Regions from separate parts of the Homo sapiens genome. Here region 2 is linked to region 1. A link is an interaction called in ENCODE POLR2A ChIA-PET data of the cell type or tissue named here. Cell type or tissue: OCI-LY7. All regions are shown on one strand. Each heading gives the region's core, and the rest is flanking DNA. Links, peaks and the distances in the headings are about the cores only.

The links. ChIA-PET counts read pairs that join two places held together with the same protein. Peaks named below come from ENCODE experiments on the same cell type or tissue, not always from the same donor. Only the 100,000 strongest peaks of a DNase experiment are listed, where the experiment ranks them.
Region 2: POLR2A ChIA-PET joins it to region 1 with 13 read pairs; 3 of 35 experiments call an interaction of 5 or more read pairs at or near these places.

What each region holds. Positions count from the first base shown.
Region 1 is chr17:78,752,208-78,768,704 of GRCh38, forward strand. All of the region lies in intron 1 of CYTH1 (cytohesin 1), which reads right to left. Among named protein-coding and RNA genes, the nearest start is that of CYTH1, 22 kb to the right of the region's middle. In OCI-LY7, for the core only: no CTCF peak of the experiment used is centred there; DNase peaks (open chromatin) are centred at 6,784, 7,244, 7,664 and 7,984; H3K4me3 peaks cover 3,071 bases; H3K27ac peaks cover 5,685 bases.
Region 2 is chr17:78,363,150-78,378,360 of GRCh38, forward strand. It overlaps SOCS3-DT (SOCS3 divergent transcript), which reads left to right. Exons shown (of 5, transcript NR_110847.1): 3 at 4,044-4,117; 4 at 5,579-5,744; 5 at 10,626-10,760. It also overlaps the pseudogene RN7SL236P. Among named protein-coding and RNA genes, the nearest start is that of PGS1, 7.9 kb to the right of the region's middle. RefSeq lists enhancers at 290-867, 2,599-3,176, 3,177-3,266, 8,629-9,196, 9,197-9,764 and 1 more. In OCI-LY7, for the core only: no CTCF peak of the experiment used is centred there; no DNase peak of the experiment used is centred there.

The DNA of each region.
Region 1 (16,497 bases), core at 3,349-11,348:
AGATTTCTTTTTCTATTTCTAGTAGGTTTAGAGCTTGTGAGGAAAAAGGGAAATGTTAGTTATTACTCTTTTCCACTGTAAAGGAGTTTTTTAATAAGCATTTTTATAGAGATTTTCATAGAAATTACCTTTAAAAAGTACCTAATTGGAGTAAAATCTCTACTATCAATAAAGAGTACCAGGGCTACAGGGATAAACAATGCTGCCGATCATCTCAGACAGGACAGAGAACTTCTTTTTTTTGAGACAGAGTCTTGCTCCGTCACCCAGGCTGGAGTGTAGTGGTGTGATCTCAGCTCACCACAACCTCCGTCTCCTGGGTTCAAGTGATTCTTCTGCCTCAGCTTCCCGAGTAACTGAGACTACAGGTGCGCGCCACCACGCACAGCTAATTTTTGTATTTTTAGTAGAGACAGGGTTTCATTATTGGCCAGGCTGGCCGCAAACTCCTGAGCTCATGATCCACCCGCCTCAGCCTCCCAATGTGCTGAGATTACAGGCGTGAGCCACTGCACCTGGCCAAGAGAGAGAACTTCAACAACGTATTTCAGTTTATAATCTTAACCATGTAAATATAAGTAAGGTCACACACCTCATATCACAATGTGATTATACAGATTAAATACGATACTGAAAATGTTAAAATGCCTAATTAAATACAAAGCCATAGGTAGTACTATAACGCATGAATTTTGTTGTTGTTTAGTTCAAGACTAGTCCTGCCAAGACATTCATAATCTTGGGAAACAGGACACACAAGAACACATAAAGCAAGAAAAAGTACACTCAGGATTACCAAATCTCCCCCAAAGGTTTACTCTTCCTTTTCCCAAAGTCTTAAGGCACATGTATGAGTGAGTGTAGGGCAGGGTGGGAGAGGGGCACCAGAGTCACCAGGAACATGAGGACAATCAGAGGCAAGCCTCTCATGCCACCCCAGCACAGCTAACAGACTGTCAATAAATGGTCAGGCTGGGCGTGGTTGCTCATGCCTTCAATCCTAGCACGTTGGGAGGCTGAGGTGGGAGAATTGCTTGAGGCCAGGAGTTCTAGACCAGCCTGGGCAATATAGTGAGACCCTATCTCTAATTTAATTATAAGGAAAAAAGAAAGAAAAAATAAAAACAAGTCACAAGGCCGGTGCCACAGGCAAGTGCCAAACCTCCCCAGAAGACTCATGCTCTTGGCCAGGCAGTGGCTCATGCCTGTTAGCTCAACACTTTCGGGAGGATCACTTGAGCCCAGAAGTTTGAGACCAGCCTGAGCAACATGGTCAGACCTTATCTCTACTTAATAAATAAATAAATAAATAAATAAATAAATAAAGATAACAACAAAGAATCGGAGGGCTGCTGACATCCCTAATTACATGGGGTTTGTGCACTGCCCTTAGGGAATCTAACAGTAGATTATAAACATTAACTGAGCAGTAATAACAGTTAGGACAGAAGACAGTGTATAATAAGGTACTAAATGGACTAAATAGGTGATTTGCCATACTCCAATTATGAAAACACCAACTTCTGCAAACTTTAATTACTTTTAACTCCTGCCATCTATCTCATCTGGGGACATCAATCACTGATTCTTTAGAGTAACCTTTAATTAAAATCTTAGTTCCAAAGTATGTTGTCTAGTCTAGTACTTCAAACACCAAAAAACCCTTGCAGAATTGTTCTAAAATGATTTTTAAAATAATCCCTTAAAAAATATAAGAAGTCCCCCACCTCACCCCTTTTTTAAAATGATTCACCACTGAGTGGTAATGACATCATCAATCCAGCGTACTGCAAACACCTGGCTGATGGCATGCTAGGATCCTCTCCTCTAGATACACGTGGAGTAGGGAGGGAGGGTCAAAGTGGCCGTTGTGTGAAGCTATGTCACATTGTGTGTCAGGACCGTCGTGGACAAAGCGACCGGCTACTGAGAAGCAGCGCATCTAGATAAACTCGGAAAGGAAAGGCATGCGTGTGATGCTGACAGAACTTTCCAAGAGCAACTGTCTTCTCTGATCTGCCATGCTTCAAAAACAAACCCTCTTACGCAGATTTGCCCACCCATAAGAATTTATACTTCTAGTTTTTACGTGACTTTCCCTCAATTTTAAGGAAATAGAAAATTGTGGGGTTTTTTGTTTTCTTTTTTTTTTCTGAGACAGGGTCTCACTGTGTTGCCCAGGCTGGAGTGCAGTGGTGCAATCTTGGCTCACTGCAGCCTCAACCTCCCTGGTTTAAGCAATCCTCCCACCTTAGCCTCCCAAGTAGCTGGGACCACAGGTGTGCACCAACGTGCCAAACTAATTTTTTTCTTTTTTATTTGTAGAGACAGAGTGTCACTATGTTGCCCAGGCTGGTCTCAAATTCCTGGGCTCAAGCAATCCTCCTACCTCAACCTCAAAAAATGCTACAATTACAGGTGTGAGCCATCATGCCCAGCCCAAAATTGTGATTTTTAGTACAAGAATATAAAATAAATTTTTGCATTTAGTTTGTGACTGAAGTTTTATGTCACTTTTTTAAGGTAAATCCATTTTTAAATTTATGCAAAATAACATACTTATAAAAATCTTTAACTGCTTTGCATATTATACTTATGTTAAATAAAAGCTCTTCTAAGCCTTATTTTGAAACTAGTTACATATCATTTGTACATTCCATTCCTAACTAACCTCTATTATATTTTATATATAATAAAACATTTTTAAGGGGAAAATGGTCTGTCACACAATCCAGCCATTCCATGTGTAGGTATAACACAAGAGAAGTGAAAACATATCCACATAATGACTCATACATGAATGTTCCCAGCAGTTTTATACACAATAGCCCAAATCTGGAAACAACTCATATGTTCATCAACAGGTGAAGAGACCAAAAACGTGGTGCAGCCATACAGTGGAACATTACTCAGCAATGAAAAGGAACAACTGATACCCCCAACAATGAATCTCAAACATAATATTATTTATTTATTTATTTGTTTTGAGACAGAGTCTAGCTCTGTCACCCAGGCTGGAGTGCAATAGCGCAATCTCAGCTCACTGCAGCCTCCGCCTCCCGGGTTCAAGCAATTCTCCTGCCTCCACCTCCAGAGTAGCTTTCTGTATTTTTAGCAGAGACAGCCATGTTGGCCAGGCTGGTCTCGAACTCCTGATCTCAAGTGATCCGCTCGCCTCGGCCTCCCAAGTGCTGGGATTACAGGCGTGAGCCACCACGCCCAGCCTCAAACACATCATTCTGAGTAAAAGCCAGACATGTATGATGTTGGCAGTGGGTTTATTTAAAAAAAAAAAAAAGGAAAGAAAGCCAGACACAGAATATACATTGTAACATTGTATGATTTCACTTACATAAAATTCTAGGAAATACAAACTCATCTGTAGTCACAAAAACCAGATCAGTGGTTGCCTGGGGCCGGGGTAGAGGGAGGAATGGACAGCAAAAGGACATGAAGCGGCGGCCAGGCTCGGTGGCAGCACTTTGGGAGGCTGAGGCAGGGGGACTGCTTAAGCCCAGAAGCTCAAGACCAGTCTGGGCAACATAAATAAACAATTAGCTGGGCATGGTGGTGCAAGCCTGTAGTCCCAGCTACTTGGGAGGCTGAGGTGGAAGGACTGCTTGAGCCCAAGAGGTTGAGGTTGCAGTGAGCTGTGTTCATGCCACCACACTCCAGCCTGGGAGAAAGAGCAAGACACTGCCTCAAAAAAAAAACAAAACAAAAAAAGAAAAACAAAACAAAAAGGGCCATGAAGCATCTTTTTCAGGTCAAGAAAATATTGTGCTTTATTGTGATAGTGGTTTCACTGGTGTACAAAACTGCTGAATATATCCCATCAAATTGTACACTATTTATTTATTTATTTATTTTTATTTTTTTTTTTTTTGAGACAGAGTCTTGCTGTGTCACCTAGGCTGGAGTGCAGCAGCGTGATCTCAGCTCACTGCAACCGTCACACCCTGGGTTCAAGCGATTCTTGTGCCACGGCCACTCTAGTAGCTGGGATTACAGGCGCCCACCACCACACCCAGCTAATTTTTGTATTTTTAGTAGAGACAGGGTTTCACCATGTTGGCCAGGCTGGTCTTGAACACCTGATCTCAAGTGATCCACTCGCCTCGGCCTCTCGAAGTGCTGGGATTACAGGCATGAGCCACCGCGCCCAGCCAAACTGTACACTTTAAATGGATACCATTTATTCCATGTAAATTATACCTCAATAATTTTTTTAAAACAAGGAGAAGGAACCTGAAAAGTCTGCAGCAAATAGACAAATGGAAATTAATGTGCTCATCATCACCAATTAAAGGTGCTGAAAATGTCAGTTAGTACCCCTAGTTTGCTAATGAGGCTATTTGAAGTCCTTCAGAGAACTGAGTGACACAGTGAGACCCCATCTAAAAAACAAAAAAGAATTTAAAAATCTGTCTATTCAGAACTAAATCATTATTTGAGTGGACTCATCTTCAAAAGTCTTTAACACATTTTGGGGACACAGATGTCTATTAGAAAATACCACTGGGGTGAGAGGATCACTTGAGCCGAGGAAGTCAAGGCTGCAGTGAGCTATGATCATGCCACTGCACTCCAGCCTCGGTGACAGAGCAAGATCTCATTTAAAAAAAAAAAAGCCTTCATAATCACCAGGAGACACAAGGATGCTGAGAGGTTAGGAACACAAAGTTCAACCACTGGCCTATATTCCAATAAACATGGCAAAAATTAGACTAAGATTATTCACAAGGCGGAATTTCAAGGTTTGAATTTTTTTCTTTTTTTTCTTTTTTTTTTTTTTTTTTGAGATGGAGTCTCGCTCTGTCGCCCAGGCTTCCTGGGTTCACGCCATTCTCCTGCCTCAGCCTCCTGAGTAGATGGGACTACAGACGCCCGCCACCATACCCAGCTAATTTTTTCATACTTTTAGTAGAGACAAGGTTTCACTGTGTTAGCCAGGATGGTTTTGATCTCCTGACCTCGTGATCCACCTGCCTTGGCCTCCCAAAGTGCTGGGATTACAGGCGTGAGCCACCATGCCCGGACTCAAGGTTTGAATTTTCAACATAACTTAAGAAACCCTCATCCTTTGGGGGGATGACCGTGAGTGCAGTTTAAAAAAAAGAAAAGAAACCCTCCTATGAATTAAACAGGTCTTGGTTAGAGGTCAAAGTTCTCCTTCTAATTAGAATGTAAGGTACCTGAGAACTCTATTCATGTCTAAATTGCAAGGCCCATAGAGTGTCCAGCTCATTATAGGTGTTCAATAAGTATCTGTTGAATAGATGAATAAAAAACGACCTGGGAAAGAAGCTGCTATAATTTTCCCATTCTAATACATGTAAACACTAGCCGAGGTTCTTAGAACAAAGTTCATTCTGCCAATGCTGAGAGAGGCAGGAAAAAATTTTAATTATATCAGCAACCCAAAAGATTAAAAAAATATTCAGCCGGGTGCAGTAGCTCATGCCTGAATCTCAGCACTTTGGGAGGCTGAGGCGGGCAGACTGCCTGAGGTCAGGAGTTTAAGACCAGTCCGGCCAACATGGTGAAACCCCTTCTCTACTAAAAATACAAAAAAAATTAGCCAGGCATGGCTACTTGGGAGGCTGAGGCAGGGGAATTGCTTGAACCAGGGAGGTGGAGGTTGCAGTGAGCCAAGATCGCACCACTGCACTCCAGCATGGGTGACAGAGCAAGACTCTGCCTCAAAAAAAAAAATTCAAAAAAAAGTTTAAAAAAATAGTAATTCAATGTCAGGAAGGATAAATTAACAAGTATCATCATATACTGGTATGAGGTGTAAACTGATTCACACTTTCTGAAAACCCATTTGGCAGTACATATCAAGAGACTACAAAGTTAAACTCCCTAACCCAGTAAGTCCACTTACAGGAATCTAGCCTAAGAAAATCACTGGAAATGTGAGCAAAACTTTATCCACAAGAATGTTACAGGATTCTTTCTTACAGGAACAAAGTGGAAACTTCTAAATAACAAGACAGGATGATTAATTAAACTATGCTCCATCTATATCATGCTGCCTTTGGCCGAGGCCCCAAGCATCCCTGCATGTCCTTGCTGAGAGTGCCAAACTGCAAGGTCTGTCTTCTTGTAGCTGGCGACATGAAGTTGGTCAAGGAGACTGTAGCATGACATGCCCCCATTGAGGAGAAGAAGCCTGGCCTGTCTATCACTTGCTATAAAAAGTGCTAAGCCCAGGCCCGGTGTGGTGGCTCACGCCTGTAATCCCAGCACTTTGGGAGGCCGAGGCAGGCAGATCACCCGAGGTCAGGAGTTCGAGACCAGCCTGACAAACATGGAGAAACCCCGTCTCTACTAAAAATAAAAAATTAGCCGGGCATGGTGGTGCATGCCTGTAATCCCAGCTACTCGCTAGGCTGAGGCAAGAGAATTGCTTGAACCCAGGAGGCGGAGGAGGTTGCAGTGGGCCGAGATTGCACCATTGTATTCCAGCCTGGGCAACAAGAGTGAAACTCGAAACTCCATCTCAAAAAAACAAAAAAGAAAGAAAAAAAGAAAGGAAAGTGCTAAGTCCTTGGTGGTCCTTGGTTCCTCAGCTGTAGGCAAACCCAATTCATGCATAGACATCATCTGGGCCCATCATGTCACCCCACGAGACTTGAGGTCAGGGGCACCAGCACTTTCATGCTGATATTCCTGCTATTTGCTGTGCGATGTGTACTAATCTGCCTCATTCTGATCCAGTAGGTCTCGTTATCTACTTTCGGCATCCACGGAGTTATGGCATGTGCTTGTGGCCCTAGCTACTCAGGAAGCTGAGGTGGGAGGATTGCTTAAGCATAGGAGATCGAGGTTGCAGTGGGCTATGACAACACCACTGCACTCCAGCCTGGTCAACAGAGTGAGATCCTGTCTCAAAACAGAAAGAAAATTTCCATAATAATAATTTTCTCAATGTTTGCCAAAGTGCTAAAGTAAGAAGGGCACAATTGTAGCCAATCGAAGCCCACTGCCTGAGGTGGCTTCATTTTCAGACTATATGGCAACTGCCCCGAGGAAGGACTAAAAGGTACTCTCCAAAGACACTCTGGGTAAGTGGACGCAGCCTCAGTTCTTCGTAGGTCTCATGCGCCTAGCAGTCTACATCCCAGCGCCAAGCCTCTCTTTCATCCAACGGGGTAGGCAAAGGGGTCTTTTTAGGTTGCTTCCTCACTGTTGTACAGATCAGGGCTCTAAAACTGGCACCTGGCCACTGGCTGCCTAGCAACAGCTGCAACATAAAGAGACGGTATCTCTTAAAAGGAACAAAACAGAAAACCACACAAAGACACATGGGGAAGCTAAAGTGGGTAGGTAGCTATATACTTGGTAGCTATAATAAAGGAGTAAAAACAAAAATCCAAGGTTGGTTATTCTTGCTTCTTTCATCTGTTGAGCCTCTTCTTAAAAACCTCTGTAAGTTCAAAACCCTCCAAGCGGAATACTGAATGGCTTAAAGCAAAACCACATAAATTAGATAGTTACAGCTGAGGAAATGCATTCAACACTCAGCCATCCCTTCCTACAATCATGGACGCACAAATTCTTGTGAAATCATTTTATACACTCAACACGGGAAATGAAGGGAAGCATCTCTGGCCAGGCCAACTCAAGCCAGAGCCTGCCTGTGTGATGTGACCTTGGAGAGAACAGTTAGAGGTTCTGAAGCGTGAGTTTCCACACCTGGGGTCCCCAAATTTAGGGGCATTAGAAGTATATTTGTGTGCATGTGTGTACAAGCATGTGCATGTATGTACGTATTTATTCATTCACTCATTCCTGGATCTGCCCTGGTACGTTTGGTATGGCTAGAGTAAGGAACCAGAATAAATGGCTTTTTTGAAAGATTCCTCCAGGGATTCTGCGGGTTAGTCAAGTATGGGAACCACCATTCTAACCCAAATTTACTAGATTACGAACTTTAAAAGGGAAGGCTAAACAAACCACTTCTGCATGTTCATCTGCCTAGGACATCTGCTACCACAATTGCAAAAGGTGCCCATGTGGAACGGAAAATACATGGTTGAATTTTACAAATTTAGACATATAAAGCTAAAAACTCAAGAAACACTGAATTCCCTCTTTTGACTACTGATGTTTTAATTCTGGCCTCTATCCAAATAGCAGGTTTATATATATATATATATATATATATATATACACACACATACATATATATATGTGTATATATATATATATACACATACATATATATATGTATATATATATACATACATATATATATGTATATATATGTATGTATATATATATACATATATATGTATATATATGTATATATATATATACATACATATATATGTATATATATATGTATATATATATACACATACATATATATGTATATATATGTATATATATAGTTTAAAAGAAAGCAACAACATTCTACTATCTTAAAACCCTCTTTTCTAAACACTAGAAAATCAAAAATCGCATTACAACAGAACTTAAGACTTTTAAATAGAAGTGAAAAAGTAATTTTACACAAAAAGCATCATATACTTATCTTTCTAAAAGTTACAGGTATCAAGTAAGTCTGATGACATCACTTCTCAAAATCAAAATATATCCCAGATGCTCCTCAACTTACAATGGGGTTACTTCCCAATAAACCCATCGTAAAGTCAACCATAAGTCAGAGACAGTCTCTATATATTTTCTTGATAAATGGGATACCCACCTCCCGGGTTCAAGTGATTCTCCTGCCTCAGCCTCCTGAGTAGCTGGGACTACAGGCATGCACCACCACACCCGGCTAATTTTTGTATTTTTTGTAGAGACAGAGTTTCAACATGTTGGTCAGGCTGGTCTCGAACTCCCGACCTTGTGATCCACCCACCTCGGCCTCCCAAAGTGCTGGATTACAGGTGTGAGCCACCGCGCCCAGCCTCGCGATTTCCAAGTTTTCAGTCACATAGCAATGCTACAATAAACACCCTTGTGCACACATTCTGGTACACAACAGCAGTTCCCCACCTTCTGAGTCCCAACTCAAGAGGTTCTTGTTTTCAGATTTCAAGTTTCAGATCTCCAAGGGGAACTAATTCTCACAGGAACTGCTTTTTCTAGTCCTGCTCTAGGCTGGAATGGGGTGATGTGTAACCTATTTTTGTGTTAAAATCAATTGACCTTGGGAACGTGATAATACAGGGAACTAAAAGCACTCACACTACTCAAAGCTTATTAAAACCTCTTTAAAAATCAAGAGGCAGGGGCCAGGCGCGGTGGCTCACGCCTGTAATCCCAACACTTTGGGAGGCCGAGGCGGGCGGATCACGAGATCAGGAGATCCAGACCAGCCTGGCTAACACGGTGAAACCCCGTCTCTACTAAAAACACAAAAAATCAGCCGGGCGTGGTGGCGGGCACCTGTAGTCCCAGCTACTTGGGAGGCTGAGGCAGGAGAATGACGTGAACCCGGGAGGCGGAGCTTGCAGTGAGACGAGATCACGCCACTGCACTCCAGCCTGGGGGACAGAGCGAGACTCCGTCTCAAAAACAAAAAAAAAAGAGTGTTATTTTTAAAAACTTTTTAAAGCTTAAATTCCTCTTATTAGAATGCTATACACACACATTTATACGTTTGAGAAAACAGTAGTCCAAAGCAAGAGCAGGAAAGGGAAAGAACAGTAGTAGTCAGCTAGACATTTGGTTTTGTATCCTTAACATCTATTCTGAGTGGAAATTAAACCAAATGAGCCTTTAACATAAACGTTTGAAAGAGTAACAGCATCTGGCCTGCTTCCTCCATACAATGAGGTGTCCATCATGTGACATGGGGGAAAACAGCAGATTTCTGGAAAAATAATTACCAAATAATGTTGTGCCAACATCTTCTAGAATAATAAACTTCTTTTTCCTATCAAGGTCCATTGTTCAGGGACATTTCCATTACCTGACAACAGGAAAAATTATCTTTACTCTCAGAGTACAAAAACATTCCTAAGAACAGAGAGCAACAACATAACCTTCTGACTCAAGATAGTCTCTGTTCCGGTAATTTGATGACAAATAGTGTTGCTGATCAGCAGAATATAGAGTGGAAAGGGCGGCTTTTTTGCACATGCCTTCCCCTACCTTTGAATTAGGAGCACTCTTCTAAAACTAGAAATGCTTCACGAAGTCAGACAAAGTCTACAAAGTACTGCAATACTTAATACCCATGAGGCACACTTCCATAAGAAGAAAATGATATGCAGGAAGGATTAAACTGCCCATTCTCACAAGAAACATTCCATGGGCAAAGGCACTAAGGTAGATGTATAGATGTAGTCGGCAGGATAATGGTCCCAAAGATATACATGTCCTAATCACTGGAACCTGTGAACATGTTAAATTCCATGGCAAAAGGGGATTAAGATTGCAGATGGAATTACATCTCCTAATCAGCCAACTTTAGAAGAGGGAGATTATCCTAGAGTATCCAAGTGGGCACACGGATTCTTCCAAATGGAAGAGGGAGGCAGGACAATCAGTGTCAGAGTGATGAGAGGTGAGACTCAATCAGCCACTGCTGGCTTTGAAGATGCAGGAAGGAGCTAAGAGCCAAGGAGTGTGGGCAGCCTTTAGAAGCTGGAAAGGTAAGGAAGTAGATCTTTCCCTAGAGCCTCCAGAAAGAAACACAACCCTGCTGAAATACATTTTGGCCCAGTGAGACCCATTCCAGACTTCTGGCCTCCAAACTGTAAGATAATAATGTATATTGTCTTAAGCCACTAAATTTGTGATAATTTGTTATGGCAGCAACAGGAAACTAATACAATGGAAATGTCCGTCCGGCTGCTTTCTGGATGTTTTTAATCTCAAAAAAAGACTTTTGGCCAGGCACGGTGGCTCACGCCTGTAATCCCAGCACTTTGGGAGGAAGAGGTATGTGGATCACCTGAGGTCAGGGGTTCGAGACCAGCCTGGCCAACGTGGTAAAACCCTGTCTCTACTAAAAATACAAAATTAGCCAGGAGTGGTGGCATATGCCTGTAGTCCCAGCTACTTGGGAGGCTGAGGCAGGAGAATCGCTTAAACCTAGGAGGCAGAGGTTGCAGTGAGCCGAGGCCGTGCCAAAAAAAAAAAAAAGACTTTTAATCCCTCTCAAGATACACACATTTATATACACATTTGTCAAACACCTTAATACTTCCTAGAATAAAGTGGATTCACACCACAAATCACCTTACTGTAGGTTATAGAGTAGTCCCTCCTTATCCACAGGGGATACTTTCCAAGACCCCCCACGGATGCCTAGACCACAAATAGTAGTGAACCCTATATACAACATGTTTGTTCCTATACATACATACCTATGATAAAATTTATAAAGTAGGCAGAGATTAATAATAAACTAATAATAAAGAACATTATAATAAATAATAAAGAACAATAAGTTGTTCTATAAAATATGCTGTAATAAGAGTTACGTGAATGTAGTCTCTCAAAATATTTCCTTGTACTATACTCACATATTTTCAAACCACAGCTAACTGCAGATAATTGAAACCATGGAAGGTGAAACCATGGATAAGGGGGAAAGTATGCTAGCCTCCTCTTAAAGAATTTATTTGCTACACTCATCTTTCAAACATAGAATAGGCCAGGCGCAGTGGCTCACGCCTGTAATCCCAACACTTTGGAAGGCTGAGATAGGCACATCACTTGAGGTCAGGAGTTTGAGACCAGTCTGGCCAACATGGCCAAACCCTGTCTCTACCAAAAATAAAAAAATTAGCCAGGCACAGTGGTGTGCGCCTGCAGTCCCAGCTACTCGGGAGGCTCAGGCAGGAGAATCGCTTGAACCCGGGAGGCAGAGGTTGCAGTGAGCCAAGATCCCATCACTGCACTCCAGCCTGGGTGACAGAGCGAGAGTCTGTCTCAAAGAAAAAACAAAACATAGAATAATCATTTTCTTCTTTTTATAAGCTCACAACTAATACCATAAAATAATATTTCCATCTAAATGTCTTTTTTTTTTTTTTTTAAGACACAGTCTTGCTCTGTTGTCCAGGCTGGAGTGCAGTGGCACTATCTCGGCTCAATGAAACCTCCGCCTCCTGGGTTCAAGCAATTCTCCTGCCTCAGCCTCCTGAGTAGCTGGGACTACGGGCGCACCCCACCACGCCCAGCTAATTTTTGCCAGGATGGTCTCTATCTCTTGACTTCATGATCCACCCACCTCAGCCTCCCAGAGTGCTAGGGTTACAGATGTGAGCCACCGCGCCCGGCCTAAATGTCCCTTTTTCAAGATTTGTACTGAAATCTCTGAATGCATAAAAAATGTCTCTATAAACTTCCCAGCAAGTCAACAGTGAGGAACTCACTAACTGGTTATCAACATAAGCAGTTTCAGCAAGAACCAGGCTTATATATAAACCCCAAAATAATGGAAGAATGAAATTAGATGTATGCACGAGGTAAGAGGGATCTATTTTAACTGCAACTCCCAAGTTTCCATGAGCAATTTCAGTGACCTTTGTTTCTATATCAAAAGCAGAGGGAGTGGGGGAGCATGGATTTAATGATTCAGTCAACAAGCTCTGAGAGCCTACAATGTGCCAGGCCCTGTTTCTGGCATGCACATGGGATAGGGGAGAGTAACAAAAGGGATGAAGATTCCTGCCTTGTGGAGTTTCCACTTCAGCTGGAGAAGACTGACCATGCGTAATAAACATAATGAGTAGGTTCCCGGGGGATGAGCATTATTGGGAGTCAAGCAGGGTAAGGGTGGCAAGCAGAGAGGAGGGGGGCACTGGCTGCTCAAGCAAACAGGGGAAGTCTTGTCGAGAGAGTGCGGGAACTGAGCATGAGGTTATTTGGAGGAAAAGCATCCCTAGCACAGTGAATAGCTGGAGAAAGGCCCGAGCTGGGGAGCGTGCCTGGTGTGTACCAAGCACCGCAAGGAGTTTGCTGAGTGCATGAGCAGAGGGGCATGGGTATCCCTGATGGGTCCCAAGGAACAGGAGCAGGATCACCGGGAGGCCCTCCCTGAGGCATCAGTAGACTCAAAGAGAAGCCTTCCTCAGTGGACCATGGAACACACCCAGAAAACGGGGCTCCTTCTAAAGGTAGACCCCAAAGTCTAGGTTGGAATCCCTATTTCTTTTGGGATATCATAAACCCATAAAATAAATATTTCAATTATAATTCTAAAAATCTTTTTAGAATTTAATTTCCTCCATGCTTTGTCACTGCAGTCTGGACACAGAGAAATCGCAGAAGTCTTTGTCAAAGTTAGAGAACAAGTTGAAGAAGTCTCCGTCTTCAATAAATCAGTAAAAGCCAGTGTGGAGTAGAGGAGACAAGCCTGAAGTGGGCTATTCAGAAGTCCAAGAGGGTTTCAATGCCAAGCAAAACAAATGGCAAGCCCTCAAAAGCTGTATCTGACTCTATTTTATTGTCAGTTTGCTGTCCTGACTAAACAGAAGGTTTAGTCAGGATGGTCCCCCAGATGGTCCCCCAGAAGACAAACACCAAGAGGTGCCACAGCACAAGACAGTGGTGTTTCCAGGGCTCCCTGGATGTGCTCCCCAAGAACCAGAGTCCACAGCTGAGCTGAGAGCAGGCAAATGATCACAACTTGATTTTTTTTAAATCCTGCAATAGCATGAATAAAGTGGCACAAATCCAAGTCCTAAAGTCTATTTTTGAACCTGCAAAGCTAGAGGGTCTTGTCTTGAGATCCTTGGTGACCCTACCACAGTACTCACATTCCAATGAGGCCCTGTCAAAAACCAGCCTTAGGCTGTGCACGGTGGCTCAAACCTGTAATCCCAGCACTTTGGGGGTGGGAGGATCGTCTGAGCCCAGGAGTTTGAGACCAGCCAGGGCAACATAGTGAGATCCCATCTCTACAGAAAAAAAAAAAAAAAAAAAAAAGCCAGCCCCTCCTCTAGCAGGAGACAAAGCTTCCAAGTCAGGACTTCGGGCAGGAAGACTCTGGGAGCTGCTCTGTAACTCCCTGGAAGAAACATTATTCTGCTAGTGTTCTCCTGTCTCACTGTTAAATGAGTTCTTTCAGCAGCCTTTTTATTTAGTCATAAAGGGCAAAAAGGCTAAGAGAAGCCATGAAAAGACCCCTGAAAATGGCTGAGAGACAAGCTCAGTAAGATTCGTTAACCTTTACCTGGTTACCTGGATTTCTCATAAATTCTAGTGGCCCAACCACAAAACATGTTCTGGCTCCAGGGAATCATCAAAGGCCAGGCTGAGTAATTCTTGTTGCCACAACATCAAACCCAGTTTACCAGAGTCCCTGGAAGGAAACAGCAGCCCCTAAACTAAATGCTACCCGGGGGATTAAGGAAAAAGATACTGCCTTTACTGCATGATCCTACAAACTCCTCAAATTTCAACCCTAAGATTAACAATGGCTCTTTCAATGTAAATGTGTTTAATAACCAGCAACACAGGTTTAACCAAAACTCTGTCCAAACTATATCAAGATACAAAACTCTGTATCCACTCCCAGAAGAAAGAACGTTTAGAAAGTACATAAATTCATCTCTGAGAGGTCTGAGAAAAAGAAAAAACAATGAAAAGACATAAATAGCATATAAGGTATGTAAAAGTACAAGACATAAAAATGAAGAGGGGGGTGTGAATGAGCAGCCAGTATAGAAAAAGCCCATTCAAAGCATGGCCTGTGCATGGAGCCTGAGAAATCTAGCTTGTGGTGCCAGCTCAACCACTCAGCAGCTATGTCCCTTTAGAATCTCTCTACTTCTCCATTTCCTCACCTATAAAATCAGTACAGTATTTGTTGCCACCCACAGGGTAACTGTGAGGGTTCAATGAGAACTTACGAAAAATGTTCAGCAATGAACTTCATGTGCAGCAAGCAGTTAACTGCTAGTGTGGGAACAGCTAGAGCAGTGACACCTACTCTGGCATGTTCCCATCTCACTTCATCCCAGTAGGTAACTGCCTGTTGGGTTTGCTCAAAAGTACGTCTCAGCCGGGCATGGTGTCTCACGCCTGTAATCCCAGCACTTTGGGAGTCCGAGATGGGAAGACTGCTTGAGGCCAGGAATTCAAGACCAGCCTGATCAACATAGTGAATCCCCATGTCTAAATTTTTTAAAACCATTTTTTTTAAAGTACATCTCACTCAGAACACAGTGAAAGCTGAAAGTCCCCAGGCTCCCATAGCATTTGTTGGTATTTCCACCATAGCAAATTTCCACGTGAACCGCCCTACACTGTGAGCTTCTGGAAAGCAGGGCCTATATCTTAAAATTCTTCACAGCCTGAGCATAAAGCAAATACCCTGACACAAAGAATTTAAAAAGTCTGAACAAACGGATGAATAGATGAACAAATGGATGAATAGATGAACAAATGGATGGTTGAATAGATGAATAAACGGATGGTTGAATAGATGAACAAACGGATGGTTGGATAGATGGGAAACAATTTAAATGGCAAGAAAAAGAATCCAGTGTTTTTTTCAAGCCATAATGATTGCAGTGATAAGTGAATGGTGATAAAAGTTTAAAAATTAGAGAGGTCTAGAGGTAACACCAGAATGAAAGGGCCAGGAGCAAGTCTCGGACATGCTGAATCTTGGACAATGATGGGATATCCAAGGGGAAATGTGCAGGAAGCACTTGAAAATGCCAGAATGCAGCTAAGATTCAAACGTTCTCTTAATTTCAATCTTAGGGCTGTTGGAAATAATATTTCAGAGAATTAGAGAACACAAAAGAAAGGAAGTTAAACAGGTTTCAAAAACACATATAGTCTGCAGCTGCTGTGTACAGAAGCCAGAACAGACAAAATGAAATGTGAGACCGATCGTCCTGGAGGTTTACAACACATCACATATGAATGTTTTCATTCAAGACTGGCTCGGAATCATTGTCCAAAGGTATAAAAAGGAGTCTATAAATACTCTTAATATCCCCCAGAAAAATACAAAAAGCTCTCCACTCTGCAACTTCCAGCTCCTGCCCTCTCTCTCTTTCCATTTACCATCTAGTTACCTGAAGAGTTATATACATTTGCCTTCAAAGTTTCCCTTTCAGATCTCTTCCTCTACCCAGCCCTTCAGTGGTGGTATTCCAAGACGACATCCTTGGACTCCTCAATCAGCCCGTGGCATCACCCACTCCCTGGGTTCCACTCCCACTCCTGCGTTGATCATCTCTGGAGTTGCAGGTTCAAATTCAACTATTTAAATGGGTCTCTCAAAGTGGACACTGTACAAGTACCACAAAACTCCAGAGATTACGTCCAAAACCGAAGTCCTATTCTCAGTATGGAAACTCTCCAAGCAGTCATCCAAAGACAGAAACCTGGTGCTCACCTTCGTCACCCTGTCTCTTTCATCTCCTTTCAATGCTATGTCCCTCCCAAACACTGGCAACCAAATCCATCAATTTCATGTCCTTCACTGGTCCTGTATTTTTTCTCTCCTACCTCCTACTCCCACAGCCTGAATTCAAGCCCTCATCACCTAGCTCACCTATCTCC
Region 2 (15,211 bases), core at 2,783-10,782, 390 kb before region 1:
GTGCCTTGCACATAGGAAGTGCTCAATGCATATTAACTGTCATGATTTTGAAAGCACTGGGGAGGCTTTGAGGAGAGGGAGGAGTGAGCTGAGCTGCTGCAGCTTGGGCTCATAGGGTTGGCTATGGATGTAAGCTGCCTTGTTTTGGGGAACCGTACATCTCCTATGGAAGATACATTCCAAAAAGCTGCTTGTCTTGAAACAGGTCAGCCAGCCACCAAGCTTCTTTTTTTTTTTTTTGAGACGGAGTCCCACCTGTCACCCAGGCTGGAGTGCAGTGGTGCCATCTCGGCTCACTGCAACCTCCGCCTCCCAGGTTTAAGTGATTCTCTTGCCTCAGTCTCCCGAGTACTTGGGATTACAGGCATGTGCCACCATGCCTGGCTAATTTTTTTGTATTTTTAGTAGAGACAGGGTTTCGCTATGTTGGCCAGGCTGGTCTCGAACTCCTGACCTCAGGTGATCCGCCTGCCTTGGCCTCCCAAAGTGCTGGGATTACGGGCATGAGCCATCGTGCCTGGCCTTCCCTTTGGCATTCTAATCTCTCCCATGGTTTCCCATCACTTTCTGGATGAATCCAGACTCCTCGGTGCAGTGTGTGTCCCACGCTGCTCCATGTCAGTTTCATCGGCTGCCACTGCCTCAGCGACTGGTGCCTCGTGCTCTAGCTACATGGAGCTCCAAGCTGTCCAGAAGGTAACGTTCCTCAGTCCTGGGTTTCTGCACATTTGCTTCCCTGTCTGGGGACAAGGAGGGAACTACCTTCCACACCTTGGCTGATTTCTACTTTTCCTTTAAAATTTGGCAGACGGGCTGGGCGTGGTGGCACGTGCCAGTAATCCCAGCACTTTGGGAGGCCGAGGTGGGAGGATTGCTTGAGCTCAGGAGTTTGAGACCAGCTTGGGCAACATAGTGGAGACTCCATCTCTACAAAAAATTTTAAAAATTAGCCGGGCATGGTGGTGCGCGCCTGTGGTCCCAGCTACTCAGGAGGCTGAGGTGGGAGGATCGCTTGAGCCCAGCAGGTAGAGCCTGCGGTGAGCTATGATTGTGCCGCAGCATTCCAGCCTGGAAGACAGAGTGAGACTCTGTCTCCAAAAAAAAGACGGAAAAAGGCAGACACTCTAAACTTCCAGGTAGCTCTTTTTGCATTAACCAAAATGTTCTGACTATATCTCCAGTGAGGATCTTGGGGAAACAGACTATATTTGATTTTTTTTTCTTTTTAAGACTGGAACCTGGTACGTAGAATGAATCTCTAAGTCAAGGATGATGTTGACTTCTTTCCATTGTTTTTAGAGACCACAACCTGCTTTCTTCTAGAGTACTTTTTGGTTTTCCATGCAGGGCTCAGGAGCTATACAGATGGGATAGAGGGTGTGAGTGCTGGGAAGCCCCATCCATGGCTCGCTGGAGATTAGAGGCCTGTTAATCTGAAGACAAAGGAATGAAGACGAAAACGTTTCTGAAAATGTGGGTGGAGACACCTGGGCCTTTACAGGGTACGCTCCAGAGCTGCTTCCAGGCAGGGACCCCGGCTGAGAGAAGCCAGAGCCAGAGAGTCGCAGGCTTGCTTGCTCTTATCTTCCCTCTGCTGGGGGGGTCGAGGGGAGATCTGGCCCCTCTGCTCTGCCCTCCTGATTTCCCGTCTAAGGGATTTAGGAGACTTTTGCCTTTTCCTAATCTCTCCCTTTGCAGAATTTCTGCGAAGTCACAATCCCATTTCCAGGCAAAGGTGCTTGGTCATAAAGATAATAAAGATATTCATTCATGATGGAGGGGAAGTACACAGTGGTTTCAGCTGCCTGTAGGGCTCCACTTACTCATGGTGTGTGACAGATGCTGAGCCCTTCCCCAAATCTCATGGATGGGAAGGAAACCTGGCGCCGCGGGGTGGTCGCGGGAAGCCGTGGCATGGCTTGGTGAACACAGGCTCGCCGACCCGGGGGCGGATGCTGAGGTTGCCATTGTTGGTGGCTGCATCTGCAGTAGACGGGTCGGGATGCCGGCCTCAGACCACAGCGTTGCTAAATGCCAAACCCAAGGCCTCCCCGTCTTTAACACTGCTGGGCATTCTACAGCGCAAGGAGGCAGCTGGGGCTGGACTGCCCAGTGCCTGCCGTTGACTGTGCGTCTTCTGCCTGTGAGCTAGCCTGCCACACCTGGGGATACACGGTGGGGAAATCAATCAGCTTCCCTCCCTTCTAGAGCTTCAGGTCCGGCGTTGGTGTCTAGAGGCAAGGGGAGGAGGCAGGGAGGCCTCTTCTTTTCTGTCCCCCTTTCTCTTGGCCAATTTGGAGGAGATGGTGGGGGACCTGTCTCTCATCTGACCTCCTGGAAGCCCTGCCTGCTGCTCCAGTGTGGCTCTCCCAGGGCTGAGGCCTGGAACCTAGGGCTGGGCTACCTGGGGTGCTCAGCTCTGCCGCACCCCAGCCCTCCTCGGCTGCAGCCCTGGCTTCTTTTCTTACCCACTGGGATGGCCCGTGGGACTAACCTTGCAGCCTGCAGGACTATGGCCCAGATGACCTTTCCGGAGCAGGGGAAGAGTTCACAGGTCTCAGACCAGGTTGACCCCGAGCCCTCTCTTTCCTGCTTCGCATAGGGGCGGGCCAAGGGAGGCAGGGACAATGGCATTCCTGTTTGCAGGCCTTTGTTCCCGCCAGGAGGGCCCCCGGAGCTAATAAAAAGGTTTGTGGCTCCGATGTCTAAGAGGCAGTGGAGGAGTTCTTTCAAGCCTGACATTCCAGGCCCAGCCGGCCTCTGGCATTTCCCAGAAAAACTTCGAGGAGGGGAGGGGAAAGAAAACACTTGAGGGACCCACCCACCTACCCACTGCCCGCCTTCTCGGATTCCTCGTTCCCTCTGGGGATTGGGCTGGGCCGGAGTGCCAGGACCCCTGCCCTGGGGGGCCCATTCCTCCACCCACAGAGGGGCCCTGGGAAGTGTTGAGAGGGTGAGAGTGGGTAAGTGGGGGGTGACTCTAGGAGGGTGCAGAGAGGATGAAATGTTGGGGGCGCAGTGAGAAGAGGAGGAAAGTTTCTTCCCACTTTGTCAAAAAGGAATCCACATCTGCTACAAGTTTGGAGTTGGAGGGTGGGGAGTGAGGAGTTAGCTCCTAGCCAATATCTCCTCTGACCCCAAACCGACAAATGCTGCTCTGTCCGAGGCTGGGGTGGGAAGAGTTTTTATTTGCCCTGAAGCAGCTGCGGGAACAGACATCAGGGCAGCAGGGCAGTTCTGGGAAGTGAGGCTGTGGTGAACCATCTGGGCGGCAATGCAGACGAGGCAGTGCCCAGGACGGGGAGAGCCCGGGAGGGGGCGAGGAGGCCATGCTGTCTCTGGGAGACGTGCCTCTTGGGATGTCCTGGGCCCAGGCGCCCTTGGAGAGGCAGGAGCTGGTGGGGGACCAGCTGAGTGCAGCTGTTCGGCTCGCCCTGCAATACTGCAGTTGGGCTGGCTGCTGGAGCCAAGTGGTCACGGTCAGGTGCCCTGACTCTCCTGGGGCTCTGGGGCAGGTGCTCCTCATGACCATGGTGTGCCTGCAGCCTCTGGTCAAGCTCCTGCAGCCCGGGCGCAGGCTTCCTTCTGAGCCTCTCACCCTCTGGGAAGTCCCTGCCTCCTCCGCAGTGTGAAGCACCCCTGGTATGCACTGTGCCGTGCACTGATTCTTGGGCAAGTTCAAATAGAAAATGATAGGCTGGGTGTGGTGGCTCACGCCCGTAATCCCAGCACTTTGGGAGGCCAAGGCTGGTGGATCACCTGAGGTCAGGAGTTCCAGACCAGCCTGGCCAACATGGTGAAACCCTGTCTCTACTAAAAATACAAAATTAGCTGGGCGCAGTGGCGCATGCCTGTAATCCTAGCCCCTCAGGAGACTGAGGCAGGAGAATCGCTTCAAACTGGGAGGTGGAGATTTACAGTGAGCTGAGATTGTGCCATTGCGCTCCAGCCTGGGCGACAAGAGCAAAACTCCGTCTCAAAAAAAAGAAAAATGTAAAAGCAAAAGAAAAAAAGAAAATAATACCCTCTCTCTGGCTCCCAAGATCCTGAACCAACTTTGAAGGCAGAGAAGTGGGCTAGAAGAAGTGGGGTTGGAGCCTCCACCAAGGACAAGAAGGTGAGACTCTAAGGCGTCTAAGGTGAAACTGGGGCAGCTATCCCCACGTGTTCCTTCCTCCCTCCCCCTTGCCGGCACTGTACTCACTGGGCCTTAGGCTGGTGTTGTTCAGAGTTTCTTAACCTGGAGCATGTGAACTGCCCCTTCCCAGGTTTCATACTCCCCCAACAGCCACTCCCCCGATAATTGCAAACAAAATGCTGGTGGAGGGTCAGGCCCCTGGGGGCTGCAGGACCTGCCTGGAGTCACTTCTTGCCCCTGCAACACTTGTTTTTTGTTTGACACAGTATCAATCTGTTGCCCAGGCTGGAGTGCAGGGGCGCAATCTCAGCTCACTGCAACCTTTGCCTCTGGGGTTCAAGCGATTCTTCTGCCTCAGCCTGCTGAGTAGCTGGGATTACAGGTGCACACCACCACGCCTGGTTAATTTTTTGTATTTTTAGGTAGAGACGGTGTTTGCCATGTTGCCCAGACTTGTCTCGAACTCCTGAGCTCAGGCAATCCACTGGCCTCGCTCTCCCAAAATGCTGGGATCACAGGCGTGAGCCACTGTGCCCAGCCATAACACTTATTTTATACTACCATTTATTCCTTGAGTAGTTATTTATTTATTTATTTATTTGAGACAGAGTCTTGCTCTGTCGCCCAGGCTGGAGTGCAGTGGCACAATCTTGGCTCACTGCAACCTCTGCCTCCCGGTTCAAGTGATTCTCCTGCCTCAGCCTCCTGAGTAGCTGGGACTACAGGCGTCTGCCACCACGCCCGGCTAATTTTTGTATTTTTTAGTAGAGACGGGGTTTCACCATATTGGCTAGCCTCCTGACCTTCTGATCCATCCACCTCAGCCTCCCAAAGTGCTGGGATTACAGGCATGAGCCACTACACCTGGCCTTGAGTAGATATTTATTGAGCACCTGCTATGTGTCAGGGATTGAGTTAGGTGCCAGAAATTTATCAGTCTCGGATCTCATGGAGCTTAGATGTTTTTCCAGAAGGACAAGATTCTTCCAGAATTATATCGGGATTGATTAATTTTGACTGTGCTGCATACTATGAAGAAGTCCCAGGAGCTATGTGAGCCTATTATGGGGAGACCTAATCTATTGGGGGGACAACCAAGGGGGATTCCCTGAAGAAGTAACACACGTAGGCTGATGGGAAGCTGAGGTCTAGAGAGGTCCCTGCCTGGTGCGAGGTCTCCCAGTCAGATCGTGGCAGAGCTCCAGCTGGTGCCCAGGTTGGTTGACTAGACTCCCAGGCTTTCCCCACACACAGGCTCGTCTGGCCTCCCTCCAGGCCACTCGGTGGCATACACAGGGGAGGGGAGGATGGAGAGCTGGCAGAGGCAGGGAGGGCCTGCTGGTGGGACAGGCATTCTCCTGGTGCCACATGCCCGGGCCTCTGCTGCCCACTGTCTTTTCCCATTCACTTCTACTTCACTCTCCCTCTCACTCCCCAAAGGCCTTAGCCCCCTGCTTCCAGCTCAAGCTGAAGTGGCTGTGAGCTGAGCTAAGAAGACCCCACTTCGCCAGGAGGAGTGCCTCACGCCTGTAATCCCAGCACTTTGAAAGGCCGAGGCAGGTGGATCACGTGAGGTCAGGAGTTTAAGACCAGCCTGGCCAACATGGTGAGACCCCTTCTCTACTAAAAATACAAAAATTAGCCGGGAGTGGTGGCGCGCACCTGTAGTCCCAGCTACTCAGGAGGCTGAGGTGGAAGAATCTCTTGAATCGGGGAGACAGAGGCTGCAGCGGAGCTGAGATAGTGCCACTGCATTCCAGCCTGGGGGACAGAGTGAGACTGTCTCAAAAAAAAAAAAAAAAAAAAAAGAGAGAAAAGAACCCATTTAATTCTACCTGTGGGAGGTGGTTCAGGCATTTGTGGAACTTTGCAAATTGAAAACATAGTTTGTGAATACCTAAGACAGCCCCATAGGTCAGCATTCAAAAGGTGCAATCAGGTGAGCCAGAGTCTTCCCCTCCTATTCCCTGGCTTCCTGTGCCACCTGGGGCATTTTTTTTTCTTTTCTTTTTTATAGACCAGAAGATGCAGGCTACTGTGGGCACAATGCCTATGAATTAGCCCTGCTCTGCAAGAAGCAGCCAAAAAAAAAAAAAAAAGATGCAGAGTGGTGGCATGTGCACGGCTGAATGCAGTCTGTAGACGCAGTAGCTGTGTGGCCTATACAGAATTAAAACAATTTTTGAGATAACATTAAAAAAATCTGGAAATTTCACATCTACATTTGAATCTGGAGCTTTCCTTGGAAAAACAGGACACTGGTAGCAGTGGACCACGTTCTGGCACATTCCCGTTGGCCCTTCAGGTGGGGCATGGGCTCCCCAGGTCAGCACAGGCCCACCCTCCAGGGTGACCACCCTCCCCTTCCTTCCCTTCCCTGCCAGGGTCTGCAGGCATTGAGGCAGCAACTCAGCCTGACCTCTGCCTCTCCCAAGCTAAAGGGCAAGGAAGGCTATGGACTTTGGGGCATTTATTTTGAGTCTCTTTCCTAAATTCGAGGAGACTGGAAATAAATCAAGCCTGGCCAGGAGGAGGAGTCCAGCTCTTCCTGTCCCACTGGCCCTTCCCTCTTGGACCTCATCTTAAGCAGGTATGCTTGGCCTCTTCCTCTACTTCACTGTGGGGGCTGGGCAGGGAGAAGCTGCGGGGCGGGGGACCCTGGGATTCCCTGGGACATCACTGGGTTCCCCACGCTGTGGGCTGCTGGATCTCGAGGCCTGCAGCTCCTTGCTCGGGTGGCGCTGGCGACCCGCCATGCCACAAAAGGCTGAGATTCCCCTGAAACCTAGAGCTGCTTTTATCTCTCACTGGTGACAGAGAAACAAACCAGGATGCTCTGCCCAAAAGGCATTTCCAGAAATCTGGGCTCTGGCTTCTTGTTGATCAAATGCCAGAACGTCCTGGGCTTCTTTGTGGCGAGGGAGCCATTGAGCATGGGTGTTTTGTTTTGCAGATGACAAGATTTTCGACACTGAAAAGTTTAAATGATGAATGGAAGAGCTTTGAATGGCTCCCACCCCTGCACAGGGAGGTTGCTGATTCGAGCTTCTGTGTTTGTCAAATTTGTTCCTCACAACTTTCGGCTCTTTTGCACCTCCCCTCGGCTCCAACAGGCTCAGGACCCTAGTCCCAGAAATCCTCATCTCTTCCAGTTTTAGGGCCACACAGGTCTAGCAGAGCCCATGCCAGGTACATGGCTACGGCTGTGGGGAAAGCTGTTTTTTGTCGTTGTTTCTTTTTTTAAGTACAGGGTCTCAGGCTGGGTGCAGTGGCTCATGCCTGTAATCCCAGCACTTTGGGAGGCCAAGATGGGTGGATCGCTTGAGCTCAGGAGTTCAAGACCAGCCTGGGCAACATGGCAAAAGTCTGTCTCTAGAAAAAATACAAAAATTAGCCTGGCGTGGTGGTGTGCACTTGTAGTCCCAGCTACTTGGAAGGCTAAGGTGGGAGGATGGCTTGAGCCCAGGAGATGGGGGCTGCAGTGAGCCAAGATCATTCCACTGCACTCCAGTCTGGGCAACTGAGTGAGACCCTCTCTCAAAAAGAAAAAAAAGAAGAAAGAAAAAACACAGCGTCTCACTCTGTCACTCAGGCTGGAGTGCAAGTGGCTATTCACAGGCGCGATCTCGTTACTGACCTGCATGAGAATTTTCACCTGTCCCTTTTCCCACCTGGGCCGGTTCACCCCTCCTTGGGCAACCTGGTGGAGGCCACCATATTGATGCTGAATTTAGTGCGAACACCTGATTGGCATAGTGCACTGCAGCCGGAATTCCTGGGCTCAGGTGATCCTCCTGCCTCAGCCTCCCGAGTAGCTGAGACTATAGGCACGTGCCACTGTGCACAGCAGAAAACTTTTCTAACCCAGGAGTTGGCAAACTATGGGGCACGTGCTGGAGGACGATTTTTGGAAATAAGGTTTTATTGAATCACAGCCAGGCTCATTCAAATTGTCTGCGGCTGCTTTCACACCAGAGTTGAGTAGTTGCCACCGAGACCATCTGGCCTACAAAGTAGAACATATTTATTTATTTATTTGTGTGGGCTTTTTGTTTGTTTGTTTGGCTTTTTTGAGACAGGGTGTCACTCTGTCACCTAGGCTGGAGTGTAGTGGTGTGATCACGGCTCACTGCAGCCTCCACCTCCCAGGCCCAAGTGATCCTCCCACCTCAGCCTCCCAAGTAACTGGGACCACAGGCATGAGCCACCAGGCTGAGTTCATTAAAAAAAATTTTTTTTTGTAGAAATGGGGTTTCACTATGTTGTCCAGGCTGGTCTCAAACTCCTGGTCTGAAGCCATCTTCCCACTTGGCCTCCCAAAGTGTTGGGATTACAGGCGGGAGCCACTGCTCCTGGCCTAAAATATTTACTATTTGCCCTTTAAGAAAACATATGCTGGCCGGGCGCGGTGGCTCATGCTTGTAATCCCAGCGCTTTGGGAGGCTGAGGTGGGCAGATTGTTTGAAGTCAGGGGTTCGAGACCAGCCTGGCCAATATGGAGAAACCCTGTCTCTACAGAAATACAAAAAAATTAGCTGGGCATGGTGGTCCATGCCTGTAATCCCAGCTACGCTGGAGGCTGAGGCACGAGAATCTCTCTTTTTTTTTTTTTTTTGAGATGGACTCTCGCTCTGTCACCCAGGCTGGAGTGCAGTGGCACAATCTCGGCTCACTGCAAGCTCCGCCGCCTGGGTTCACGCCATTCTCCTGCCTCAGACTCCAGCTGGGACTGCAGGCGCCCACCACCACGCCCTGCTAATTTTTTTTATTATTTTTATTTTTAGTAGAGATGGGGTTTCACCGTGTTAGCCAGGATGGTCTCAATCTCCTGACCTTGTGATCCACCCGCCTCAGCCTCCCAAAGTCCTGGGATTACAGGCGTGAGCCACCGCCACCACCATGCCTGGCCGAGAATCTCTTAAACTCAGGGTGGAGTTTGCAGTAAGCGGAGATCACGCCACTGCATTCCAGCCCGGGTGATAGAGTGAGACTGTCTCAAAAAACAAAACAAAACTTGGCTGGGCTTGGTGGCTCATGCCTGTGATCCCAGCACTTTGGGAGGCTGGGGTGGGTGGATCACCTGAGGTCAGTAGATCAAGACCAGCCTGGTCCATGTGGCGAAATACTGTCTCTACTAAAAATACAAAAAATTAGCCGAACGTGGTAGCGGGCACCTGTAGTCCCAGCTACTCGGGAGGCTGAGGCAGGAGAATCGCTTGAACCCAGGAGGCGGAGGTTGCAGTGAGCTGAGATTGTGATTGCACCATTGCATTCCAGTTTGAGTGACAGGGCGAGACTCTGTCTCCAAAAAAACAAAACAAAACCAAAACGTATGCTGAGCCCTGCTTGGAGGGAAAAGAAGTCTGTCTTGTGCCAGGGAGAGCTGGAGTTAAGGCTTAGTGTTGGTGGGAACAGTATCAGGGACTGTTGGGAAAGATCAGAGTAACAGCTTAGCAGGGAGAGTAGAACTTGGGGAGGTGTTGGAGGGGGATGAAGACAGGAAAAGGGCTGGGGCCTGTGGGGAGACTGGGGGCTCAGGGAAGCCAGGCCCAAAAGGTGGACTGAGCTTTCAGCCTTGCAAACTGATAGCAAACAGTAGGTTAGAGGTCTTCCCAGGAGGCCAGGCCACCCTTGTCCCCACCATTGGTGGAAAAGCAAGACCACAGTGGTTCCCTGTTCCAGCCGGGAGGCCCCAGAGCTCACTGCCTTTGGCCCTGTGTGCATTCCTCACTCCAGCACTGGAGCCCGGTTCTGGGGCCAGATCCTATTCACAGTGCTCAGAGCACACAAAGATTCATGAGCTCGCCTTCTGATGGGGCAGAGACAAAACACACAACAGCAAACGATTAGGTCACTGTAAGGAAGAGGAAGAAACTAAAATCCTGTTATCCGGGTTGGAAAGCTGTTTCTAGGGGAGGGTGACATTTGGACAGAGCTCAGGATGAGATGAGCTGAGGGAAGGTGCTTCTGAGCAGAGGGAAGAGCAAATGTAAAGATGCTGAGGAAGGCCGGGCGCGGTGGCTCACACCTGTAATCCCAGTAGTTTGGCAAGGTCAGGAGTTCGAGACCAGCCTGGCCAACATGGTGAAACCTTGTCTCTACTAAGAATACGAAAAAAATAGCTGGGGGTGGTGGCAGGCACCTGTAATCCCAGCTACTCAGGGAGGCTGAGGCAGGAGAATTGCTTGAACCCCCGAGGCAGAGGTTGCAGTGAGCCGAGATTGTGCCATTGCACTCCAGCCTGGGTGACAAGGGCAAAACTTTATCTCAACAACAACAACAAAAAAGATGCTGAGGAGGATGCGGGCTTGAGAGAAGGCCAGGCCAGTGAGGCTGGACATATGACCAAGGGGAAGAATAGAGGGAGAGGGAGGCAGCCACTCCCAGGTGGGCTCTGAAACCGTCTTTGCAAAATTGTAACTGAGGAAATTATGACAGTAAAAGAAATCAGACCTAATCAACTCCATCTTCTTTTTTTTTTTTTGAGATGGAGTCTAGCTCTGTCGCCCAGGCTGGAGTACAGTGGCGTGATCTCGGCTCACTCCAACCTCCGCCTCCCGGGTTCAAGCGATTCTCCTGCCTCAGCCTCCTGGGTAGCTGGGACTACAGGCATGTGCCACCCCGCCTGGCTAATTTTTTTGTATTTTTAGTAGAGATGGGGTTTCACCGTGTTAGCCAGGATGGTCTCGATCTACTGACCTCATGATCCAACCACCTCGGCCTCCCAAAGTACTGGGATTACAGGTGTAAGCCACTACACCCAGCCCCCATCTTGCTTCTAGCCTTTAAGCAGTCCTTGTGGATTCCTGGGTGTAGGCCGAACTAACTTTGGGAAGGAATTCAGTTCATGGTTTGACTCTGAAACAAAATTGACAACAGCCCTTTCCCGAAAAGACCCCCTTCTTGCCTGGGGTCCAGTCGGCCTTTGCAGGACTAACAAATTAGCTATAAGATTAGAAATAAAAGTTTAGGGTCATGCAGCCTCTGGCTCCAAGAATCTGAACCTCCCCAAATTGCTCCTGGGGATAACATCACTATTGGAAAACCGCAGATCAGTGCGTGAGATATTTTGCAGACTCTGCATTCATGGATCAGCTGACACCACCCAGACCGGTTATCTGGCTCAACCAGTTCTGCCATCCCACCCAGGAATAGAAGATAGCAAGAAAAATTCACTTCAACCTTCTACGATTCCATCTCCAACCTGACCAATCAGCACTCCCCACTTCCCAAGCTCCTTTACTAGCCAAATTCTCTTTAAAAACTCTGATCCCCGAATGCTTGGGGAGACTGATTTGAGTAATAATAAAACTCTGGTCTCCCGCACAGTGGGCTCTGCGTGAATCACTCTTTCTCCATTGCAATGCCTCTGTCTTGATAAATCAGTTCTGTCTGGGCAGCAGGCAAGGTGAACCCATTGGGCAGTTACAGTTTCATCCCATCTCCAGCAAGCAGGCTGCATTCCTTTTAACAAAGAACAGGCTCCTCACAAACAGCTGAACAGCCCCTCGGGACAGTTTCTCATCTCTGGAGGCAGAAGGTGGGCCGGACAGCCACTTCCTCCCTTTGGAATTTGCTAACAGCCCTGTGTTTGGGAGAGACCCTCTCTAGGCAAGCAAGCTAGAGGAGGAGGGGCCTTCCTCTTGTGTTACTGTGATTTTCGGTTGAGGGAGTGAATCACAGGCAGTGAGGCATGGGCTGTTGGCTCAGGATTTCCTGGTGTTTCCTGCCTGGGAGAGCTGCCCCACTCTCAGGGGCAGCAGCCCACCACTCCTTGACGTCAACTCTCCCTCCAATGAATGGGTTTCCTTTTCCGTTTGGGAAGACATGGGATCTGCCGTCAATCCCGTCGACCCTGTCTTTCTAACCCTGGCACCTCCTGTCTGGGAAGGAGCGAGTGCGACTAACGAGAAGGCAGTGGGTGAGGGCAGGAGGGCGAGGGGGACTCAGAGGACAGATGTCTTCTCGCCCGCAGTCATTGAGATGGGCATCCAGAAACCCCATCCACAGCAGTAGTGTCTGACCCAGATTGAGAGCCGGCCACGCAGCTTTGGGACACCCTGAGTGCTCCCAGGCAGGCTCTCTGGGTCACCTTTGTTGTCTGGGAGGGTCTTATCTCCTCTACTTGTTTTCAGTAACTAGCCCAGATGAGACCTCCTGACACGAACAATGCATGTGCTGTCATCCTGTAAATGGAATCATTTAAAAATTGCACAATCTCTGAAAACCATTATTTAACATTTTTGCAACCTCAAAATGTATGTGTCCCCAGCAAAGTCGTGGTTGCCTCACTCTGGTGATAGCTCTGTCTGTTTTAAACTAGCCATGAAGGCCAGAGGCTCTCGATGTGTGGTTTCAGAAGGGACTGGGTCATTCCTTGATGTTATCCTTAGGGTAAATACTTATTAGTGTGACTTACCATGCTATCAATATTGCTGTCTGTTGCTAGCATTTCTTTAAGGTTGGGAATTCCCAGTGAGCCTGTACCATGGCTGTTTGTCTCAGTACCTCGCACAGCAAAGCACCCATGCAGAAAAGCTGCCAGCTCCTTCTAGGATGATAACCAGGCTCCCATAGCCCATGTGGCGCTCACCGCTGAGCATGACGGTGTAGCCATACAGCAAGTGTTTACTCTGCAACAACCGTGGGCCAGGAACAGTGCAAAAGTGGAACCATGCAATGGATGGCCTCATTCTAGTTACTGGAAGTTAGGAAATTTGATGATTCACCATTTCTAACTTGGAAGGGTTGAATCAAATTCCATGTAGTATTAGTAAAGCTATCTAAACGCAAAAGAAAACTTTAAGCCAATCTGAAATACTTGTTGATTGTCAACAATTTGGAAACTCCTTAATGGCACCAAATAACCAACATTAACATTTGGGGGTATTTACTTTCAGTCTTTCTGTGTACATACACGCATTTCCTCTTTCTTCCTCTCCTTTAATGAAATGAGATGGTCTCTACGCTACTCCTTGGTAATTTGGCTTTTACACTTAATGTCATTAAATATTCTTCCAGAACATGTTATTTTTATGATTGTGTGGTCTTCCAACATACCGATGTATCATTATTTAACCAACCCCCCTACCCTGAAGATTTGCTTCCACACTTCCGATATCATGAACAAGGCTGAGATGAACATTCTTGTGGGAATGTGTAGTTGATTTCCCTGCATAATCTGTGGAAGTGGACTTTGGAGTGTTTTTTTCAGTGTGTCCATATCTTTTTTTTTTGAGACTGAGTTTCGCTCTTGTTGCCCAGGCTGGAGTGCAATGGCGCGATCTCGACTCACTGCAACCTCCGCCTCCCGGGTTCAAGCGATTCTCCTGCCTCAGCCTTCCTGAGTAGCTAGGATTACAGGCATGTGCCACCATGCCCGTCTAATTTTGTATTTTTAGTAGAGACAGGGTTTCTCCATGTTGGTGAGGCTGGTCTCGAACTCCCGACCTCAGATGATCCGCCCGCCTCGGCCTCCCAAAGTGCTGGGATTACAGGTGTGAGCCACTGCGCCCGGCCCACGTGTCCATATCATTTTAACCTCACAACACGGCAGACTATGATTATGTCCTACAGCTTTTCCAGTTTCCAGGTCCCAGCCTATGTGGGTCAGCCAGGGAGCTGCATATTACAGATCAGAGATCACCTCTCCTGCCTTTCAGAATGCCACAAAGTTTTCCATTTTAAAATTAGCTGCAAAAAGTGTTCTTGGGCCGGGCGCGGTGGCTCACGCCTGTAATCCCAGCACTTTGGAAGGCCGAGTTGGGTGGATCACTTGAGGTCAGGAGTTTGAGACCAGCCTGGCCAACACGGTGAAACCCTGTCTCTACTAAAAATACAAAAATTAGCCAGGCGTGGTGGCGCACGCCTGTAATCCCAGCTATTCCGGAGGCTGAGACAGGAAAATCTCTTGATCCCAGGAGGCAGAGGTTGCAGTGAGCCAAGATTGCGCCATTGCACTCCAGCCTGGGTGACAAGAGTGAAACCCTGCCTCAAAAAAAAAAAAAAAAAAAAAGTGTTCTTGGTGTATGAGGATGTGCTCCGTCAGCTTTTTGGGCATAGAACTGTGTGTTGCCAGGGGCCAGTGATATCTGTGTACTTGGGCATATCAGGAGGGTGGAAGACTGTTCATCTCACACAGATTTGCTTAGGCTGTTCTGTGCCATGGAGCTGCAGCCTCTGGGGCTAACAGGGTGAAAAATGATTCCTCTCTCAGTCTGGTGGGGATTTTCCGTGGTTCTGTGCACCTTAGTGAGTCAGCGTTAACCAGGTTACAAGACTTTGTACAAGAACAGACTTTGTTCAAGTTTAACACCTTAGGGGTGTTGTACAAGTCTAAAGAACACCCTATCAATTAGAGCCTCAAACAGTAATTCCCTCACTTATCAGTGAGAAGTCCTTTTTTTTTTTTTTTTTTTTTTTTTTTGACGGAGTTTTGCTCTTGTTGCCCAGGCTGGAGTACAGTGGTTCGATCTTGGCTCACTGCAACCTCCACCTCCTGGGTTCAAGCGATTATCCTGCCTCAGCCTCCTGAGTAGTTTGGGATTACAGGCATGGGCCACTGCGCCCAGCTAATTTTTTGCATTTTTAGTAGAGACGGGGTTTCATCAGGTTGGCCAGGCTGGTCTCGAACTCCTGACTTCAGGTGATCCACCCGCCTCTGCCTCCCAGAGTGCAGGGATTACAGGCGTGAGCCACTGCGCCGGCCGAGGAGTCAATCTTGACAGCCAGTGGTCAGGCTCGGTGGCTCATGTCTGTAATGGCAACACTTTGGGAGGCTGAGGCTGGATGATCTCTTGAGCCCAGGAGCTCGAGACCGGCCTGGGCAACGTAGTGAGACCCCCATCTCGACAAAAAAGTAAAGAATTAGCCGGGCATGGTGGCACACGCACTTTGGTGGTCCCAGCACTTTGGGAGTGGTCCCAGCACTTTGAGAGGATCCCCTGAGGCCGGGAGGTCGAGGCTGCAATGCGCCAAGATCGCGCCACTGCACTCCAGCCTGGGACACAGACCGAGACTCTGTCTCAAAACAAACAAACAAAAGCTTTTTTGACAGCTGGTGAGTTGGAGCCA